Regions from separate parts of the Homo sapiens genome. Here region 2 is linked to region 1. The links are chromatin loops, found by intact Hi-C in ENCODE. Cell type or tissue: chondrocyte. All regions are shown on one strand. Each heading gives the region's core, and the rest is flanking DNA. Links, peaks and the distances in the headings are about the cores only. Region 1 overlaps KRT2 (keratin 2). Region 2 has its middle 12 kb from the start of KRT77.

Region 1 (2,905 bases), core at 302-2,801:
GCCTGTGAACATTCAGTTCAGAAAGAACTGTGACTCTGTAGAGCCTCCCCATTCCTCTCTTCTTCCCACCCTCTTCAGCTTCAACTGAAAACTTTCCCACTTCCTCTTACAAGCTGGGCATAGGAGGCATTGCCTCTAGACAGGGACAGAGCAACCTCCTGAAGAAAGCCACTCCCTGTTTGTCATGCTGGCTTGCTGATGGCCTGGGGTAGCTTTTCCCCTTCCAATTGCTTCAGCCAGATTAAGTCACCCAAGATGCTGATAATACGGACAAAGGTCTCAGACTACAGAGGAAGCAAAGGGTGCCTCTTTGAAAGTTAGCAAATGGTTCCATTTGTCACTCCAGAAACCTGCAAAGAACTGGGGCTGGCACCTGCTCCGGTCAGCACGTCCCCACCAGTCAGCACATTCCGAGACATCATCTCCCCCATTCTGGGTCACCCGGTGGAGGGCACAGAAGCCACTCACCCTATGGACCTAGAGACCAAAGTTTCAGACTGTCTAGGACTAACCTGTTTTCCCATGATTTTGTTTTCTCTTTCAGAAAAGACCAGGATGTTTAACTTACTGCTTAGTTTAATTTAATGTGCCTTATGCATCATTTCATGTTGATAAATGTGTAACTCTCCAATCATGCTTTATGTCCTGAGTTTCTGCTTGGGGAACACAGAGAATGTCAGTTCTCAGTTGTCAGGAGGGCCTGCCCCATTCTCTGCTTTCCCTGTCTTTGCCTCCAGCCCTGGCTCTGGGAGAGATGAGAGGAAGGGCCAGGGTCCCCTTCTCCCTTCCCAGTGCCCTCACCTGCACTCCTCGCCCTCCAGCAGTTTGCGGTAGGTGGCGATCTCCACATCTAGGGCCAGCTTCACGTTCATCAGCTCCTGGTAGTCACGCAGCAGCCGCGCCAAGTCCTCCTTGGCCTGCTGCAGGGCCTCCTCCAGGTCATTCAACTTGTTCCTGGCATCCTTGAGGGCATGCTCCCCACGCTGCTCGGCATCTGCGATGGCATCTTGCACATTCTTACACTATGACAGAAGGACAGAGAATGGATTCTGCCTGACGGAGGCGGACAGAGAGCAGAGGTGTTCGAAGTGCAGGAAGCCAGAACCACTGGCCCTGGGAGTGTTAGGTCCCCTCTGGAGTTTAGTCGCAAACAACTGTGCTAAGACTTGCCGCTGTCTCTGGCACATCTTCTTCCCATGTCACCGTTGATGACACCCTTTGGCTTTCCCCATAGTGCCCTTTGATCCTCACATCACAGGGCCTGAATCATGATCCCATTTTACAGATGGAAATGAAAACATTTGAAATGGTCTGCTTGGCAAAGCTTCTGCTGCTGATGGAATCCACTCTCTGCCTCTACCTTTTCTATTCCAAAGCTAACGTCCAGCCCCAGGCCAGCTGCCCTCAATACTCACTGCCCCTCTATGAAACCAGTCGGCTGGTGCTCAGGGCCTGTGCTGAGCACAAACGGGAAGCTCCATCGGCAATCTGCAGCAAATCAATCAAACTAACGTTTGCTCTATTTGTTATGACTCCCTTTTCCTCATATAAACAAGTGAGCACAATTCTTTCCCTTCGATAATCCTTACTTTGGAATGTCTATTAGAGCACTCTAAGAATTGTTATAATAAGCCATAAATTATGTTAAGCTGGGGAATTTGGGATCGATACATGCTAGAGTGCAATATCTCAGTGTCTCTCATCTCTCACATGCACACTCACACACAACCACACTCTCACGCACACCCAGAGACAACCTCCCGCCCCTCGCTGGACAGGGCTGGGCCTCACCTGCTTCTTCACATGTGCGATCTCCCCCTGCAGCCTCTGGATCACGCGGTTCAGCTCGCTGATCTCTATCTTGATCTCTTTCAGGCTGTCTCCATGTCTCCCGACAGTCACCTGGAGCTCCTCATACTGATATGGGGAGAAGAGGACAGTTTGCAAGGAAGTTCCAGCCTGGCTCACATTCCAGACTGACTGGAGTGAAGGAGAGCTGGTTACTGGTCCAGGGAGGGTCAACCCAGCTAAATGTCATGGCTGCATTCATGAGAGGTAGGGACTGTCTCACATGCCCAAAAGGACTTGGTGCCATTCTCAACATCCTTTCTTGGGAATGGTGCCCAACTACCATTAAACAAAAAACCAATAACCTTACTGTACACTTTCCAGCTGGGGGTGCAACCCAGCTCATGGCAGGGAGCTGTGGCTCTTCCTACATTCCCTCTACTTGCCTTGCTGTGGTACAGGGCCTCCGCTTCTTCCTTGCTCCTCTGGGCGATCTCCTCATACTGGGCCTTGACCTCGGCGATGATGCTATCCAAGTCCAGGTTGCGGCTGTTGTCCATGGAGAGGATGACGTTGGTGTCAGTGACACTCTGATGTATCTGGGATATCTCCTACAACACACAGGAAGGTCTGGTCATGACATCCTGCCATAGCTACAGGCAGACAGGAGGCCTCTGTCTCCCAGCATAAGGGAAACGCAGACCCTCAGACTAAGCATACACTAGGTGGGATGAAAATCATGTAACCGTCTACTCCTGGGCCTCTCCCAAGGTTGTCCTGAGAATTGTAGTGAGAGGCACCTGTATTTCTGAGCCTCCTAGTTAACATTCAGCACTTAAGCCAGTTATGGTAAGTGCCCCCAGACAGAAGCTTGTCCATGGCAAATACCTTAAATGGACTTCCTGTTTCAGAAATCATCTGTGCACCCTTGGGTTGGGGAGGGGGATAGGAGACAAATGCATTTTGACCTCTGAAGTACAGTAGGCACAGGAATGGGCACAGGGCTTGTCTCTTCCCCAGGGGAAATGGACATCTGGGGAATGGAGGGAGGGGAAGCTGTCCTGGTGTTTCCTGAACCTTATTCCCATAACATCGGAGGAGAAAATTCCTCACCCAC
Region 2 (2,905 bases), core at 104-2,603, 68 kb after region 1:
TACTCATCCTTCGCGGCAACTTTCGGGCTGCTGCGATGCCAGCAGTCTGGGAAGGTGGGGCTCCGGGGCACAGGTCAGAAGCAGCGGAGGGAAGGGGCCCCGCGGGGGTGCGGGGGAGCTCAGAGCGGGGCGTGCCGGAGGGCGAAGGGGACTGGGGTCCGAGGACGCCCCTGGCGCGGGGTTCAGAATTTGTGGCGGGACCGCCAGCTCTAGGAGGAGCTTTGTTCTCTCTGGCGGCGCTGCTGCCGCCGCCGCCGCCACCCCGGCTGACGGCGCAGGAGTCCCGGAGCCAGAGAAGCCCCCCGAGCACCGCGGAGCTCCCGCCCAAGCCCCAGCCGCTGCGGCCCCGGCTACCGCCGCGGGCCCGGGCTCCGACTCCTCCTCCCAGGGCGCAGCCGCCGCCAGTGCTGCTGTGGCCAGTCTCTGCAAAGACGGTCGGGGTCAGGGAGCCTGGCAGTGTCCGCCCGGCACGCCAGCCCCTCCCACAGTCCCGAGCCGCAGGTCTTCCCGGGGTGACGCCCCGCCGAGATCCGGCAAGGCGTGGGGAGGACAGGCTTCAAGGAGGGGAGGGGAGGTTGGTTCCTCCAAAACAGCCACCAACAGCTCTTCCAGCCTGCAGGCCTGATGGCCTCGCACCAGCGCTGGCACATGGCTTGAGAAACTGCATTCCGAGGCCTCCAGCCCCTTCCCGGAGAAAGAACCCAATACTCACCTAGGATCACGGAACTCTGGCACCTCCCAGACACCCTGTGAGGAAAACCAGAGAGTTCGCTCAGTTCCTCCCTCTCCTTAAACGGCCTTCCTTAGGTCAACAGCAAGGAGAGCCTTGGTCACCCCACCCCCATTCCCTCCTGATTGATGTAGAGAGTGAGAAATAAGCTGGACGGGTGCTCAGAAAATCATAAAACACATTCTTCTTTCTATTGGGTAAGGTTAAAGTGTTACTCTTTCCACTGACATCTCCCAAAGGGATACAGACCAGAGGATACAGAACATTTCTGGACCCACCCATCCTCTCCACCTCCTCAGGATACTCTTCATTTAGCAAATGCTGTTTGAACCCACATGGGACAGAGCCCTATACCCATGTGCCAGTGTACGGGAACACACTCTTCAAAAACTTGCAGTTAAGGCATTAATAAAGAAATGGTCTAGAAATAACATTTATGTCTATGACCCTTCATCTTCGCAGACATACACTGTATAGCTAAAACATAGGACGTTATTCCAGGTAAGGCGCTAACGTGTTCATATGGCATAGGAAGCACAGCTTTCTTGGTGTGACAGCATCTCCCAGCCCTGAACAAGAGGCTGTGCCTGCCAATGGCCACCGCCACCTCCCACAGAACGCACAGCTCCCACACCTGGCAGCACGCTCAGGCAGGAAAGCCCCAGGCCTCTGGCCTCCTGGGAACCAGACGGACTCTCACCTGCATTCCTCGCCCTCCAGGAGGGTCCGGTAGGTGGCGATCTCCACGTCCAGGGCCAGCTTGGCATTCATCAGCGCCTGGTACGCACAAAGCAGCAGGGCCAGGTCCTCTTTGGCCTGCCGCAGTCCAGACTTGATGTCCTGAAGCTTGGCATTGGTGTCCTTGAGGGCCACCTCCTAGCGCTGCTCTGCATCAGCGATGGTCATCTGCAGCTTGGCGTTCTTAGTGTGGGGAGCCAGGAGTCCAATTTAGATTCGAATGTCATTCACTGACGGCCCGTCCTGTGTGCTTGGTGCTTGCACGTGTGTTACCTGATGTTGGGCAAGTGAGGAAACCCCAGGCACAGGGGTTAAAGGCTATGCAGCTGGTCAGCAGAGAAGCCTGGGCTGGGATCTAGGTCCTAGCACACCAGGGAGTGGGATTAGAAACACCTGGCTTTAAGGGGCTATACCAACTCAGGAGGAGCCAGACCCTTCCTGTGCCTCTCTCCTTTTTTATGGGAAATAACTGAGCATCTTCTGAAAACTTCCCTCCTCCAGGAAGTCTTCATGAATTATCAGAGAAACCTTCTCTCTGCCTTAGCCCATCTAGATGTGGGCTTCCTTGGCTACTCCCCGAATTCAGTCTTCAACAGTCAACTTCTTTCTCCAACCACCTAATCATGTCTTTACTCAGTTTCTATCCCATATCAACCTTCAAGCTCCAGGGAAGCAGAAACTAAATCCACGTAACAATCTTAGTTCAGCGCTAGCCCAGCACATCACCCAGGAAATCTTAGTGTACGTGAGTGGGGGCATGATTTTGCTTTGCGTAGGTGCTAGGCCTGAGTGTCATGATGGAAGCATAAGCCCACAGCCCTGGTCATGTTCTTTTCCTCCTCATCCCCACCTGCTTCTTGATGCTCTCGATCTCCACCCACAGCCTCTGGGTCATCCTGTTGAGCTCCATGATCTCATTCTTGGTGTTCCTCAGGTCATCCCCATGCCTGCTGGCCGTGGTCTGCTGCTCCCCCAACTGTGTCCAGAAAAGTCACATTTTCAGAAAAGGGGTCTTATGGCTCACCTGCTTCAACACCTTCATACCACAAATGGAAAAACCAGAGCACAGTCGTATACAGACCCAGTGCTCTCTCCCCACACCAGAAGCCCTGTCTTCCAGAACAGTAGCTACTGTCTGTTGAGCTGTCGCTGTGCACCAGACCCTCTGTTTTATCTCATTCATCCTCACAACAACTTGATGAGAAAGGCATTATTATCCCCACCTTATACAAAAGGAAAACTGAGACTCAGATTGCCTGAGTTCCATGACCAAAGTCATCCAGCTATGGAGTGACAGTGTGGGCACTTGAATGCAAACATCCCAGATGCTGGAGCCAGCTTCTTTCTTAACCAGCAGAAAACCCAGGGGAAGAGTCAAATGTAGATGGACCAACTCTGTCTCATTCAGATTTGGGGAATGGGAGGGAAATGTACAGA

The links. A loop is a pair of places that touch in the nucleus more often than their neighbours do. Peaks named below come from ENCODE experiments on the same cell type or tissue, not always from the same donor. Only the 100,000 strongest peaks of a DNase experiment are listed, where the experiment ranks them.
Region 2: a loop joins it to region 1, with 2.1 times the contacts of the local background. A loop is called at or near these places in 3 of 110 quality-filtered maps.

What each region holds. Positions count from the first base shown.
Region 1 is chr12:52,645,939-52,648,843 of GRCh38, forward strand. It overlaps KRT2 (keratin 2), which reads right to left. Exons shown (of 9, transcript NM_000423.3): 5 at 2,235-2,399; 6 at 1,792-1,917; 7 at 802-1,022. Among named protein-coding and RNA genes, the nearest start is that of KRT2, 4.8 kb to the right of the region's middle. In chondrocyte, for the core only: no CTCF peak of the experiment used is centred there; no DNase peak of the experiment used is centred there.
Region 2 is chr12:52,714,147-52,717,051 of GRCh38, forward strand. It overlaps the pseudogene KRT126P. Among named protein-coding and RNA genes, the nearest start is that of KRT77, 12 kb to the left of the region's middle. In chondrocyte, for the core only: no CTCF peak of the experiment used is centred there; a DNase peak (open chromatin) is centred at 1,467.